Regions from separate parts of the Mus musculus genome. Here region 2 is linked to region 1. Evidence: chromatin loops called from intact Hi-C (ENCODE). Cell type or tissue: left cerebral cortex. All regions are shown on one strand.

Region 1 (8,000 bases):
GCTGCAGTTGCTAACGTGGTCTCTCAGTTCTGTATGCAGCGGACACCTGGCTTACTAAGAAAAACACTGACAACAGTGAGTAAAGCTTGGTGAGACAGACTGTGTGAAGCACAGACCGTGTGCTGCAGCTAACGTGCTATGGAGCCCTTGCCATTGTCAATGTGCATTATGACTACATTGTACAAAGTTCTGGTATGCAAATGTGTGGCATTCAGAGAAGTGAAATAATCCTGTGTTATTATTATCTTTGTAAATTACATCTGAGGAGTTTTTGAGGACTTATGATGGCAGTTTCTATAGTCACAGTCACGCAGTGCGTGCAGCACAAAGTGTTTTTCTTTCTCTATTAACAATAAGTGAGCCAATGAAAATGCTTTTTAAATACATACCCGGCAAGCAGTTATCTGGCTTTTCATTCTTACTATCCACAAACCATCCTTTATCGTCTCTTAAGACAGCATAGGAAACAGCTTTGTAAACATCTGCTTTTCATTGTTAATTGTCAGAAAAACTGGCATTTAAAAGCGTTGGAATCCTCTTAATCCTATCAAGAAAGCTATGTTATATACGTTTCTATCTCCCTTTCAGGTTGTTTCTCAGACTGTAAAAACATGTGTCCCTTCATTCATGTCTCAGAAATCACTTGTACAAGTACAACATTCTCATTGGTGCTTTCATGAAATTTCTTTCTGCAATTAGTTGAAATATTACCAACAAAGGCTAAATTACATACAAAATAAGCAATATAAATACAGAGTTTAAGTATATAATATAGACTTTAAAATTTCATGGATATATTCCATATCGAAATGTTCAATGATAGAAAATATAAGGAAAAGATATTTGGTAGCCAAAAGACAGATTAATTTAGGACATGAAATCTTCTGTCTTTAGGAAATATGCTTTATTTTCATAGGCTTTTTCTGTTCCAATAATTGAGCCATTAATGTCAACAGAGACTCCCTGGCAGTGATATAGTATGAAGGCATTTGCAGTAATGCAGTGGCACTTCTTTCTAAATCAGAGACTCTGTTGAAGTAATCACTAAAAATATTAAAATTCTGTTCTAGTTGTTCTGAATTTATAATGTGAAAGTGACTGCACCCATCTTTCAAGAACATAAAGAGCATCCATAATTTAATAATTAAGTAACACATAATAACCAATAATTTTTGTTACCTATAAATAGGCCTGTGTAACAAGAGTAAGGAATACTAAAAGAAGTAGCTGATTGTTAATAAAAACTTTTTTTTCAGAATGTGCTCATTTAAAGCATTTTATAACCTTTATTAAATTGCCATCTTACTATGCAATTAGAATGCATTGTCATTTTTCTTTCTTTAAAACATTTGCACTTTATCCTTTTCTAAGCTGGTAGAAGTTGGACTCTCACTGCGTTTCTTTTGCTTTTTAAACTTGTATTGGAGTGATGTAGAACTAGGCCTTATCACTGCATAGAAAATTAATTTAAATGACATATTGTTGCAGTTTCTATGACAACCATATCATGATGCTCATGTTCTTAAAAATTTATAAACTATAATCTGAAGTATGCTAATTCTAGTGAGTGTAGGCAACAGTCATTTGCTTAATATTCATTTTGCTACTGCGCTCATCAGCTTTGAGAGTCAGATGGTTAACATTCTGCATTCAATCCGAAGAGGTTTATATGAACTCTTGGGTTTATGCATTTTCCTCAGAAGCTACAGTTACTGAACTTTTAAGCATGTATAAGAGAACCTTTCGCTGCCTGTTTTCTTGAAGCAATAGGAATGAATACGGGCGTGAACACATGCTGCTGACTTTCAACATGGCTGCTTTTCTCTCCACCCCTACTGGAAAGACAATATCCTCAAACTAATGTAAAAAAAAAACTAATAAAAACAAAAATTCAATAACATCCAATGATCTACTTAAGCAACAGTGACTATTCAAATCCTTGGGAACACTGGCTTATTCCTTCAACTTTAGTTGTTTGAGTTCAAGAAGCTCATATCGCTATTGTATGGTTATGATGTATGATAATGACATGTATCATCAGTTTAAGGATATTTGCCTAGCACTGATATTAAACATTTTGATTTGAAATACAGGTTGAATTTTTTTTAGGACTGATTCAAAAATAAAATATGCTATTTAGTCTATGGCTTATAACCATGGACTCTCTTGTTAAATAAAGATGCTTTTAGATATACCACTTGAAAAATTAGAAATGTATAATTAAAAAAATTTATTTTAGAAATGTATATAATTTGTTGGTTGATAAAAATTAGGTAATTTAATTTAAACAATATATAATGAATAAGATAATTTAACATCAGGTGGAATTATCAAACACCATTTTTGCTAATATATTTTATAAAAGTCATTTTTAATTCGTGTTCATTGAATTATAAAAATGCAAAACATAAATCCTTGGTTAACATGCTTTTAATTATTTTCTTTTCACATGTTAGGCTCTCGGTGAATGCAACAGAAATCCTATACTTAGACATTTTAAAAAGCAATCTGTAGTTTCAAAAGAGAGATTGTTAAGAAACACATTTTAAAATTATAGGACACCAAATTCAGTTTTAAAAACACAATGCATAAAACATAAAATTCTAAAGCAACTAATCAAACTTCTGAAGAAGGACAATGTCAGTAAGCTGCTTTGCTGGCAGCAACTGGTGAGCGGACCCTTGTCTGTCTTTTATGAGGCAATTACAACAGGTGTCATATTGATTTGCCTACTGTTTCCTGTGTAGCTCGAGTGTATCCTAAATGGAATGACAGTCATCGTAGCGAGTGGTAAACTTCTGGTCTGGAAGGAAGGTTTAGTCAGTCAGTCAGCACCTATGAGGCAGTGTGACAGTGGGCCACGGTGCAAAGGCAACTCAGTATCACACTCACTGAGAGGGGGTACTGGGGAGTTTTAGTGAGGGAGTTTACTGCTGTGTTTGAAACATAACTTTTCATTGTATCCCCCCACCCTGTGTGTTAAATTTGTAAATTGTCCAGATCACTTTTATTTTGGTTAAAAAAAACCCCAAATTCCATATAGGCTTTTCAAAGGAGCATTTGGATGTGTGATAAGCCTTTCTATTTCCTGTGACTGTTTGCCTGGCATTAGCTTCAGTGGCATCCAGTGGTAAAGCAGCTGTAATCCTGACTTGTTCTTTCATGGAGCAGTTCAAACAGGTTAGCTTGATGATTTTAAAGCACGGTTGGTTTATATGGGGCTTGGAGCGGTGGTAGGGGTTACAGTGGTTTCCAACCAGATCCTTGTATTTTTGATGGCGTAATTTCATTACATTTTCCTATTTATTTTCTATTTATAGTAATGTGAAGTATGCCCATTGAATAATGTCAGCTTAATATTGCAAGGATTTTTGTTTAAAAATTATGGAATTGGTCTCTACACATTCAATGTATTTTCCAGTTCTTTGATATTTCTACCTAAGCTTGGTTTCTGCCAGTTATGTTGGCTCTAGTGTTTGCCCGTCTCATTTAAGATAAAATGAATGGCCAGTATTATGTATAGTAAAGCCAAGCTTCCTTTGAGTTAAGGCTTTGGAGCATTGTGCAAGCCTAATGTTCTTCCATGAAGTTGGCCCACCCCACTGTGACTAAGAAATGAGATGATTTGAGGGCTATTACATACTTACGATTTTCATAGTGGATTAGAATAACATTACTTAGCACAGGTGTTTCTATGATTGGGATTCCCTGGGAAAATTCAGTACTGTATTCAATAGTACTCAGCTTTCCACATGAGCGAAGGCACTGTTGATTTGCTGGGCTGTGGCATAAATCAGGAGAGAGGTCTGGCTTCGAGGCTTGTTGCTTCTCCTTTCAGAGAAAACATTTCCTCTTGGCTATTAGCATCATATTGCTGTGGACCTATTTACAAATTTTCTTTCATTTATTTATTGCTGGCCAAATACTGGAGGCCACAGCTGGTGTCAGCCAGTCCTGGTTTAAGCTTTCATATAACTCAAAATAGTTCCCAAGTGTCCTTTTTCTTAAACAATTCTCCTTTTGTAAAACATCATATTTAAATAACATTTATGTACTCAAGCAGCAGTGAAAAATCTCAGAAGTGTTCTCAGGGCAGTTCTCTGAGGAGAACCTTTGGGATGGCTTTGTAAGATGCCTCCAAGTCTTGAAGGCAGTTGTCCAGGAATAACAAAGAACAACTGCAGTAGGTTGTTGCAAGATTCAACAAGAGGGCTCTTAAAAGCCTGATATACAAACTGCAAATATATCTGCAGAGCAGTGAGTGAAAATGAGCTTAAGACGATGGAAGCAGGTGATACAATTAATAGCACACTACTGTTTTGCCAAACCTATTCTTAAGGTGCCCAGAAGGCCTGAGTTTTTGGGAAGTGGGACACTTGAGACTCAGCTTTTGCAGCACATAGCTATGCTGTCTCAACGTTCCTCTCTTGTTTTCAGTTCTCATCTTAAGACCTCTGCTTATGACTGCTTGCATCTCTAAGTACCTTTGTCTCCCATCGAAGAGCAAGCAAAGGAACCCAAGGGAGGCCGAGGCCGCCCTGAGCCATGACCTCCGTCCTGTAGGAGCCGAGGCTGTGTCTTTCTCAAGGTATCTACCCGTTCCCTGCCTGGGTAGTTAGTGCTGAAAGTCCGGGTCTCGGATCTGTTCTCTAACCCCAGGTTTGTAGTCTAGTGAGAGAATGCACTGAGTACTGGCATTAGCTACTTTGCAGGTGTCGCTCTGCCATCTTCTGATCTGGGTTTCCCAGCAGTACGGCTTCCGGGACTCCTCTGCTCCAGGGGGACCTTCGTAGGCTTAAAACAAAAACAAAAACAAAAACAAAAACAAAAAACAAAAAACAAAACAAAACAAAAACTGTCCCGGAGGTCGTCCTGGCTGCCAGCTCTGCCTGCATGATGGGTCGTAGTGGCTTTGAGCCCAGCGCACTCTTGAGCTCCACCTCAAGGTGGCGACCGAGGCACGTAAACAAAGGCTGCACTGGCAGTTGGCACCCATGGGCTCCTCCACGAACTCCAGTTTCCCAGCGGCTCCTCCGAGAGCTGAATTGACTGTTAAAGGGGCCCTTGTAGATGGATCGTTGGGCCGGAATGTCAGCCGTGCGTTCGTGCGTGACTGAATGACTGAATGACTCTCTTTCTGTGTGTACACGCACGTGCGCGTAGCCTGCGCTTCTGTATCGCCGAAGCAGGCAGAAGCGCTTCTAGGATGGAAACTAGCCCCGTTTGGGACGCTGGAGCTTTCCTGGCGTCACCTGAGCCTGCAGTCCCCCCAACCCCCCTCCCGTCCCCTGTGATCTGGCTGGTCCGGGCTTCTGCCCACTGTGCGGCCTGAGTACCCTGGGTCAGTGAGCAACTGGCAGGACAGAGGGTTTGATTGCTGTGGCAAACAGCAGGTTTGCAGATCTCTGTTCAGTGACACCCACGATTTATGAGTGGCTCCGGTATATACAACTCTTTGCTGCGCTGGAGTCCTCTAGGGTGCGCGCAGGCCGACCCTAGGGGTAGGGGTAGTTGTGGGCGGAGAAGAGAGACACGGACAGTGAAAGAATAAGCATGCGGCAGTCATACAGTCTTACCTCAGGGACGAAGGACACGGTTCCTAGAACTGCGATCTGCACGGCCAGTGTGCAGCCCAGCTGTTTCTCCCGTAGGCGCTTCCCGCCTAACACCGCCTTCTGACTAACTTGGATAGGGCTTGAGCTGCCCCCTCCTTTTTTCCTCCCCTTCTTTTCCTTTCCAGACATCGCTTTAACTCAACCCAAGGCATATCCAGAAGTCAGTTCCGTATAGAGCTTCCATTCAGTCGTGGGGGGGGAAATCCGGTATACAGTTTCTTGTAGGCAGATGGAAGAACTAGATGGTTACAGGACTTTGGAGGGGTGCGTAGGAATGGCACGGGGTGTTGGTGGCAGCGAAAGACAGTTTCTTTGGGGTCTTCGCACTGCCGCAGGTAAGGCTCTCAGATTACAGCTGCCCTCCTGTAGAGTCACAGTTGTGGGCTAGCGGAGGGCGCTCTGCTGTTGAGAGGGGAGTGGAGGAGGGTGGAGTGGGAGAAATGGGCTCTGGACAGACTCCACCAGCACGCATTGTCTTGGTTGGTGTCTGTGCCGGGCGCTCAGCTGATGTCTTTGGGAGCTTTTGAACAAGGTAGACCCTCTAATACCCTCCCCCACTCTCTAGACAGTGTTTCAAAAGATGCGAATAGCTCTAAAATAAGTTTAATTTTTTGTCTGACTTCCCGTTCAAGATGTAAAAAGGATCAAATAAATGAAACTTTATTTGACTGTGGAGTTTATCCAGAGACTCAGCGACATCTCTGGTCTTTGGCCTTATTCTAATTCTATGGTAGTAATTACCCTTCGTTTCTTTAAGTGCGATAGATTTATTGCCTTAGAGACTATGCACAGTTTGATTGAATTATTCATTTTTTTCTTTGGTGTAGACTGCATCTGGGGACTCTGATGTGACGTGTAGATTTTTTTTTTCAGGAACAAAGGGAATGTGGAAATGAAAGAGAGAGGGAGAGAGAGGCTGGCAGATGTAATGAGACGCGGTGAAGGTGTACGCAGACGGGCACTCCCACGCCTCCTCCCTTCGGCTCTCACTGCAGCCCTGGGTAACTCGCAGGCTAACACAAACAGCTTTTCTCCCGCAGCCTGCCCTCTGTCACTGTAAGTACATCACCCTTCTCTTATCAGCATGCAGATTCCAGCCACGCACTCCCTCGCCTTGGCTTTGCACCTTTGACAGCAAAAGCACATTGGGAAATTAACTTTCCTAAGCTAGGAAAGGCATGTCTAGAAAACTTACTTTTTATTTATCTTTATTGTTCTTTGAAAACAGAAGTTCATGCATTTTTACCACTTTTCCTACCTTTGTGACAGTGCTCTGTTGCTCTTGTCACCGTGGCTATGCTTTTTTCAACTGGATGACTCTCAGATTCAGATGAAATTTAATGTTATTCTCCATCCGTTTAAAGTACAGGCGCAGTGCCTTGTCCTTCTGCGAAATGCTATCTTAAAGGACGAAGAATATTATTCACAGTTTGCTTTTGTTGCTGAAACCCGAGTTCCAACCTCTTTGAGGCACTGCCTGTCCCAAGGGCACTGTTATTTGGGAGCTGATACTATCTGCTTCTCCCAAACTTAAACAAAAGTGCCGCGGGCTGCGAGAGCGCTTGGGTGTTTGTCATCCAGGGTTAAGGAGACCAATGGCGAAAACTTTTCTCCACGCTGTAATTAAAGTTTTTCAACTTCTTCCCTTTTGCCTTTTACACTCGTTCACATACTCTTCGTTTTGTTAAAAGTTCTCCTTGGTGTTTTGGAGTGAGTGACATATTTGTCCTGTTTACACAGTAGCCATGAAGCCCTTCCTGCGAGAAGTTGGCCACCTTAAGATGAAGTCATGTAGGTCTGAATGATCCGCCCGGTTAGTGTAAAAGAGCCTTTCAAAGGGAGAATTCGAGGTTTTAACGGCTGTTCTATTTTCTTTCTTTCTTTCTTTCTTTCTTTCTTTCTTTCTTTCTTTCTTTCTTTCTTTCTTCTCTCTCTCTCTCTCTCTCTCTCTCTCTCTCTCTCTCTCTTTGCGTGGGTGTTTTAAATATTAACTTCTGAAGCAGGATTAATTGCATTGCCCTTCCCAAGTTCAGGGGGAACCTCTCTCCAGGAACGCGCCTTGTCTCTGCCAGTTCGTGCCTCTTCTCTGGAGGTGCGAGGCCAAACTTAACAAAGCCGAGTTGCCTTTGGTTGGTCGAGGTGCAAAGGGACACAAACACAGCGGGCGCCCAGGCAGCAACCGCAGCAGGCAGGTAAGTCAGCCCCACCCGCTGGCCTCTTCTTCCCTTCTCAGTCCTGGCATTTCAAAGGCTGGGTTCAAGTCGAGCTGGCTCCAGACCCTAGAAGTGAGCTTGTGTGTTCCAGGATTGGGATGCGGTGTCGGGTGCCCTTCATAGACTTCTTGGAACCCGCAGGCGTGCGGATCAGGTGGGAAGCCCACCAGAC
Region 2 (8,000 bases), 1.1 Mb after region 1:
AATGGACCCTTCCTCCCTTGAGTTGAGTTAGGTCAGGGTAGTTTATCACACTCAGACACTCCTCAAGACCCAACCTGCCTTGCTGTTGGCCACTCCAGCTAGCCACCCATCTGGCCAACTGTCTCTGCACAAGTTGAGATGGTCTGGGTTTTCTGGATGCCCAAAAGGCAATGCTCTGACACAATAAATGTCACTTGTAAATCCAAAGGTGTCCCAAGATAGATGAGGGCAGAGTAGGAGTTGACACCATCCACCAAGTCAAAGCAGAAAATCCAAAGTGATGGTTTTTATGAATGGACAGACTGAAGGTCCTGAATGTTCTTTGTCAGACTGGATTGGAGGGGGTTCTCCATGGATAGAGAAATCATGGGAGAAGATGCAAGGAAGCTGACATCCAGAAAACATCTCCTTATCTTGCTAGCTGAAATGAAGCTGTCTAGAGGCCTCTTCCTGGGCCAGGTGTGACCTGCTGGCTTCCAGGTTCATTTATTAGTGGCCTGACACTGAACATACTAACTGTACAATTTCTATATTAACTACTACCACCCAGCCATAATGAGTGCTCATAATTATATTTTATATAAAACAAATAATACACTGGCACAGAGCTTACAAAGGGGCCCTGAGTAGGAACTGGGCTGAGGAATCCATAGCATAATTCATGTGGCCCCACTATCCATATGGGATGGGTTTGAATTGACCAAAGATAGGTCAGAGACTCCCTTCTGGGAGTACAGGGCTTCAGGAGACCAGGGAGGACTTCTGAGAAAGGTTCTTCTCCTCCAGTATTCTGTCAGTATCCTAGGAAGACCCAGAGCTTGACGGAGGCACTAGGTCTAGGAAGAAGCCACTCTTTGAAGTTTTCTCATTTTCTCAGTCTCTCTCCAACTATGTGGTATTTATATATAAATACATAATATAATTGATTCTGTTTTTGTTGGATTTTTTTAGAGCAGCTCTCCCAATATCTAGACTTGGTGGTGAGACAATAAAGGATTTTTAGACATCTGATATAGAGTTTAAATGTAACTTGGGTTCTCCAATGAGACCACTGCTAATCAGCTATCATTCCAACTCATTTTTAGCCATCACCTCTCAGAGTCTCACATTCCTTGTCCTTAAGCTGGAAACAACCTTTTGCTAGTTTGGTACAGCATTGTTCTAAGAATAAAGAAGTAACCTATTGAGACTTCATTTTGAATATTTTGTAAGTGTCGATTCACTTAAATAACCCAATAGACCCCATAGGAGCACGAGGCTCAGCTCAGTTTCAGTCGATACTGAAAGGTTAAAGACTAAAGACATTGCCCTTGCTTCTCTTGCCTCTCTTACTCTCATACTCTTGCCTCTTGCCCCTTGCTTCCCCTTTCCCCATTCCCTTCGCCCCCTCTTTCTATGTGGTCATGGCCAGCCTCTACTTCTCTACTCTCTCCTTCTCTTTGCCTTTCTCTGCTTCTACTACACTCTGAACTCCCCTCCCCATGCCCTGAATAAACTGTATTCTTTTTTTTTTCAATTTTTTATTAGGTATTTACTTCATTTACATTTCAAATGCTATCCCTAAAGTCCCCTATACCCTCCCCTGTCCTACACACCCACTCCCACTTCTTGGCCCTGGTGTTTCCCCTGTACTGGGGCATATAAAGTTTGTAAGACCAAGGGGCCTCTCTTCTCAATGATGGCCAACTAGGCTATCTTCTGCTACATATGCAGCTAGAGACATGAGCTCTGGGGGTACTGGTTAGTTCATATTGTTGTTCCACCTACAGGGTTGCAGATTCCTTTAGCTCCTTGGGTACTTTCTCTAGCTTCTCCACTGGGGGTCCTGTGTTCCATCCAATAGCTGACTGTGAGCATCCACTTCTGTGTTTGCCAGGCACTGGCTTAGCCTCACAAGAGACAGCTATATCAGGGTCCTTTCAGCAATATCTTGCTGACGTATGCAATAGCGTCTGCGTTTGGTGGCTGATTATGAGCTAACTGTATTCTATACTAAAAAAAAAAAAAAAAAAAAAAGACTAAAGACATTAATTGGAGGTCATAGGACAATTTAGCTGAGGAGCCTACATACAAGCCCAGGAAATCTGAACTTTATTCTAATGACCTAGCCTGGTACCTAGGACAGAATCAACCAAAGAAATGTGGCAAAGGATCTTTGTCATGTTTATGAACTGCAGGCCAGCTCTGTGCATGGATCTTTGCTGCCTTCAGCAGATCTGAAGCATGCCTAGTGGTTTTTATTAAAAGGAAGAGAGGTGCCTGGGAGGGACTCAGTAAAGGGGAAAACAATGCCTGCTACACCCCCACCCTCTAGGAGCTGGGTGCCTTGGCCACAGAGGAGACACTGATGCCTTCCAGGAGAACACAACTGAAGCAGTAACAACAACAAAGTGGCATGGGGAGAAAGAGCAGAAATCAAGACTTCAGTTTTCAGCTGTCACCTGTCTATCATAGGCTCTGAAACAAGGACAGCTGTCCTCTGAGGCATGGCAACGCCAGTGTGAGCTAGCTCTAGAATCCAGATGGAAAGAATAAAATACAAAGGAGAGAAGCCATGATGATCATGTGGCTTAGGCTAAACAAGGCGTTCCGGGTCCCACTTTGGTCCAGATTCTCTTCTCCAGGTGACTCACCATGTTTGGTTGGTCCAGTTCCTTGTTCAATGCAGAGACTGTGGTAGACAAGATCAGGGAACCAGGGTCCTCAGACCAGTTAGAATCCCATTCTGGCCTCAGTTTGTCCCATGTATAAAATCAGGAGGTCAATTAAATTTTAATACCTTTAACATCTTGAAAATCCCATGTGCCCTCGACTCACTTTACCCACAGCCATAAATCAATATCCTTGGGGCAAATGATTTCATTTAGGTCAAATGATTACTTGTACATATACAGGGGAGAAATAAAGACACCACACACACACACACACACACACACACACACACACACACACACCTCCTGAACCTCATGTTTATAGAGCCCACTCCCACCTCAGTCATACACAAAGCATCCAGACAGTCGAGCAGAGGCACAAACACCTGGACTCTCTAAGCTGCTCCTTCCCCCACCCACTCTCTTGATCCCGCCCCACAGCCCCCTTTCCAACTCCCCTGCTGGGTAGCCAAGAGGGCCTAGCCTTCCACTGTCTAGTTACCTAAGATGATGGGCTGGTGCCACCCAATGGTCAGGATCAGAAGTACACCCTTGGTTTCAAGACCCAAAGGGGATTGGAAAGGGTCCAGGGTCATTCAATCCATCATTCTCTGTGCAGTGAGGTTGTGTCCAGAGTTGCCCTAGATAGACCAGGCTGCCTATGGTCGTAAACCTTCTCAAAGGTCAGGGGATTGTCACTGACACTCTGGGAGACTTTGGGCCAGGCCAGAGCCTAAAAATATTGGGTGCAAACTGTGTGCTCAGCACCATTCTAGAAGCTTTATCTGCAGTCTCCTTTTGATCCTCACACCTGCTGCTTTGCAGGGCATGTATTACTGTCTCTATTTTAAATAACTACTACTAAGAGGGGTGACTCTGAGACACAACTCCAGCTCTGACTGGCAGTCACCTGGCCACCCTGGACTTAGTCTTCTCTACATCTTTGAATCTAATCATTCATTCATTCATCCATTCAGTAATTCAGTCAGTCAGTCAGTCATTCAGTCACTCACTCACTCACTCACTCACTCACTCATTCTTCCTGTGAATGTTATGGATAGGATCCATGTTAGAAAGAATTCAGAGGGGCACCAAGGTATGACTTTAAATAGCTTCTAGGCTTCAAGAGTCAATGAGTGTTGTGTCTTCCAGAGTCCTTAAATATATAACCTTAGAGGCTCTTCTTTGTCAAGTTGTATGTAAGTACAAATGGTAAAAATGAAGCCCTAGCCTAGAGTGGAAGGCAGCCAGCACATAGAGGAGAGCAGCCAATGTGCTTGAGCAAAGACTCTTCAGTCCACATTCTTCTAATCTAGGACTGCCCCAATGTGAGCCCAAACACAGTCAAGGAAAGAGTGAAAAAAAACTGTGGTAATTGGTTTCAAAGGACTCTGTTTGTGTCACAGGTGAGAGCCAGGAGCAGAGAGGCACTTCAAGTGCAGAGAAACTCGGTATGTCCTGCCATTCTGACATCTCCAGCCTCTCTCCACAGCCCAACTCCAACCTTTGTCCCTACTCAACTGCTTCTCCACCTGCATCCTCACAGAGTCCTACTTCCCAAGCTCCAAACAGCCCACAATTCACTAGCTCCTGATCTTTGCTTATTTTGATTAATGCATAGGAATAGAATAATAGAATCATAGTATGTGAAATACCAGAAAAAAATCACCCAGTCCAAAGTGTGTGGATAAGTAAGAGACCTAGGTAAGAAGATTGATCCAAGATCACATGGCCAGCATATGTTATGGTATAGCACCATACAATGTAGCCTGTAAAATAACTGGGTGCAGAGTTCACACTGCCCTTTCCAGGATCACTTTCTCCCTTTCCTCTTCATCACCATCCTTGTGAAATCAGACAGTGATGGAGGTCTGCATCAATCAATTCTAAGTCATCTTTTCACATTCCCATTCCTTTCCAGTTTCCCAGCCCAAGTATAACTGTCCTTGAAGACAGAAAACACCTTTACTTTCTTATAAAGTCTTAATTCTAGCACAATGATGATTTAATTCTAGCATGCAAATTAATAAAGGCTTAGTTCTATCATGTACATATCAATATTGGGTGGGTAGCCGGAGGTATAGATGAATGGAAGAAAGGGAGAAGGGGGAGAGTGAAGGGAAGGAGAATTCTGAGGTCTGTAGCTTCATTTACTTAGCTTCTGTTCCCAAGTGCCCCAATTACAACCTTGCCAAAGAGGTAATCAGAATGCCACATCAAACATTAAAATAAAACCACGTCTTTCTCTTCCTTGTGAAAACAGCATTTGAAGCTGAGCCTGGTGGCATAGACCTGTCACTCCAGCTACTTGGGAGGCTGAGACAGGAGACCCACAAGTCCATGATCCCCTACCATACATACATATGAAATGAAGGCACACATATACTCACCATAAATTTGAGGAAATCTTTTTTTATTCTTTTTTTATTAGATATTTTCTTTATATACATTTCAAATGCTATCCCAAAAGTTTCCTATACCCTCCCCCCACCCTGTTTCCCTACCCACCCACTCCCACTTCTTGGCCCTGGCCAAGATACAATTTGCAAAACACAAGAACATCAAGAAGAGGGAAGACCAACGGGAGGAAATCTTGATAAATCAGAATTCCCTGAATACAGCAGATATGCCTTCACTTTCAAATTATAGTCCTATATTCTCAAATTCCTTTCTGCTACTCTCAAAGTCAGTTAAAACACCAGCCAACCAGCCAGCTGTGTTCAGAAGGGGTTGTCTCTGGGCTTTGATAAGCTCCCTGCACCCCACTCTGCCTTTACAAAGTGATCTTGTAGGATTTTCACCTGGGAATCATAGTTGGTCATTTTCTGCTCAACTCTCCCACATGCTCTGAGCCGCAGAGCTGACACACAAAGTAAGTGCTTATTCAGCATCCCTTGAATTGATGGTCCTCTTACCACACCATATGCTCCTGTTGCCCCTGAGGGTTCAGTTATATTTCATTGTAAAACCACTTAAGTTACTTTCTAGATCGTTATAAACAAGAGCCCTTCAGGAGCTGGACATAGTGTCTCCAAAGAGCCACAGCTTTAGGGCAAGGACAAACCAGGGCTGTAGAGCTAAACACAGTACACAAGCAAACAGGTACCTCTGAGGACAAAGAGGTACCTGGGAAAGAACTAGATCTCATGTGTAGGAGATTTGAGAAGCCAAATTTTGAACAAAATTAAGATAGTTTTAAACTAGTATTGTGTATCAATAAAACAGTATGCCAGTGGGTAGTGAGCCCTCTGGTAATACAGATGTCCATGCAACAGATGCAGATAAGCACTGAGGACAAATCAAAGGCCATGTGGGTTGCATCTGATTGAAAAGGTCTAGGCCAGAACTGAGCATCCATGACTTCATCAGATCTCTAAGAGTTGCCCAAGCGAAATCCCAAAATCTGAGTTGATTTCCATGGTCTATTTCAATCTTTTACTTCAGTGCCCTCCCATCCCACTCTCAACTCCCCAAAATCTTTGTCAGCATAGAGGTGTTTATTGGCGGAAGATCATCTCTGTGGTATTCTTCAATGCTCTTGTCCCACATTATAGGTCATGTGGATCTTGGTAGAGTTTTCATATACACCACCTTCCCAGAGGTCCCAGCATAACACCACCTTCCCAGAGGTCCCAGCATAAATGAGAGTGGTCCCTAAACCCACAGAGCTCAGTCACTCACTACAATGTCATGTTCACTACTTTCTCTCTTCTCTTTGCTCATTTCCTCAATCTACTGAACTCCCAGATCATTTTTCAAATAACCAATGTTTGCCCATATTTTTGCCTGAAGGTCTGCATTGGTGGTACCTCTGTCTCAGAATCTATGTTGGAGGCTGCAATGCAGTCTTCACAGTGATGGGCTGAAAGCACAGTGTCTTGGGATTACTCGTCAGTGGATAGGAAACCTGCTTTAGCCTTGGGCACAATGACAAACTTGAATGAACCTATTTCAACGTGTGCATGAGTCTCTCAGATAGCGTAGTGTCGAGAGTCTTCTCTCTACTGCAATCAACTTAATGATCCCAAGATGAGAACAACCTGAATCACCCAGGGAGTCTATAAGTCCAATCTCAAGTGCTTGTGAGGGATAAAGTAGAGGACGAGGTAAAGGTCATGTGAAGGAGATGGTGCTTGGGATTATGCAGACAGAAGCCAATGTCTAGAGCAATGTGGTTCTCAACCTGTGTGTTGCAACCCCTTAGGGGTCAAACAACCCTCTCACAGTGGTCACCTAAAGCTATCAGAAAACACAGACATCTATATTATGATTCATAACAGTAGAAATATTACAGTTATGAAGTAGCAAGGAAAATAATTTTATGGTTGGGGGTGTCACCACAACACGAGAAACCTATTAAAGAGTCATAACATTAGGAAGGTTAACCACTGTTCTAGGAGCATGAAAACTTGGGAGAAACAATGCAGGAGTTCCCTGTGGAGCTTGTGGAGGGAGCCCAAGGCTAATGGCAGTGTGTTACTGGATTGCTGGTCACCAGAATGACAGGGAAATATATTTCTGTTGTTTTAAACCACCAAAGTTGTGGTATCATCCTCCAGCATCTAAGGAAAGTGAATATAAAGGTATTGTTCTCCTTGTTTGGTTGATGAAGCCACTGAGAACCAAATGAAAAGCAAGCTACCCAGAGTCACAGAGAAATGGCATGAGGATGCCAGTATTAGACCCAAAATCATCCCCACAACACAGGAGCTGCTTCTAACCAGCACAGTGAGGAAACTAAGTGGTACGATGTGTCCGATACTGTGCCAAGCACATGATAGACAGTAGGAAGCAGTTCGTTCACTCTATTGAAATCCCCTTTTCCTATTCCATTTTATCCATTGACCATCACTGGGTGGCCGATTATTAATCAGATAACCCCTGTTGATCTTTAAGCTGACATATCATCTTTCTTAAAGTGGGCTTTTGCCTGTGATACAATAGCACACATCTGGAAAGTTCTTGGGGATCAACTTGTCCAGTAAGTATTTCAGCACCATGGCAGCTGGTGGAAAAGATAGATTGGAGCTAGTGCCGGGAGTTCATATCAGTCGGAATTGAAGATGTGCCAGCCTCATCAGGACAGATTCTTTAATTAACCTGCTAATCCTGTCAGGATTGGGTTCACTCTCTTTCTCCAGAAATGTGCTATGTGTCTTTTCCTTCACCACTTTGTCATTTGCTCTATTTTAGACTCAAGGTGTCCTTTAAGGCATTGCTTTAAAAGACTCTCTGTCCTCCAAGTCAAGCTGTCGGGAAAGTGGCCTGCAAGCCTTCCCACAGCGGAGCCACCCCTGCTTTGCTCCAGAGCAGAGTAGCAATGATCTCAAGTCAATAAACTACACAGAG

What was found. Hi-C counts contacts between places; a loop is a spot of excess contacts. Peaks named below come from ENCODE experiments on the same cell type or tissue, not always from the same donor. Only the 100,000 strongest peaks of a DNase experiment are listed, where the experiment ranks them.
Region 2: a loop joins it to region 1, with 5 times the contacts of the local background. A loop is called at or near these places in 27 of 42 quality-filtered maps.

Annotation. Positions count from the first base shown.
Region 1 is chr7:116,037,348-116,045,347 of GRCm38, reverse strand. It overlaps Sox6 (SRY (sex determining region Y)-box 6), which reads left to right and starts at 6,604. Exons shown (of 16, transcript NM_001025559.3): 1 at 6,604-6,671. In left cerebral cortex, a CTCF peak has its summit at 4,940 (motif pointing right); DNase peaks (open chromatin) are centred at 5,646, 6,046, 6,634, 7,011 and 1 more place; H3K4me3 peaks cover 1,573 bases; H3K27ac peaks cover 1,184 bases.
Region 2 is chr7:114,917,540-114,925,539 of GRCm38, reverse strand. No RefSeq gene overlaps it. Among named protein-coding and RNA genes, the nearest start is that of A730082K24Rik, 27 kb to the left of the region's middle. In left cerebral cortex, a CTCF peak has its summit at 3,184 (motif pointing left); a DNase peak (open chromatin) is centred at 3,187.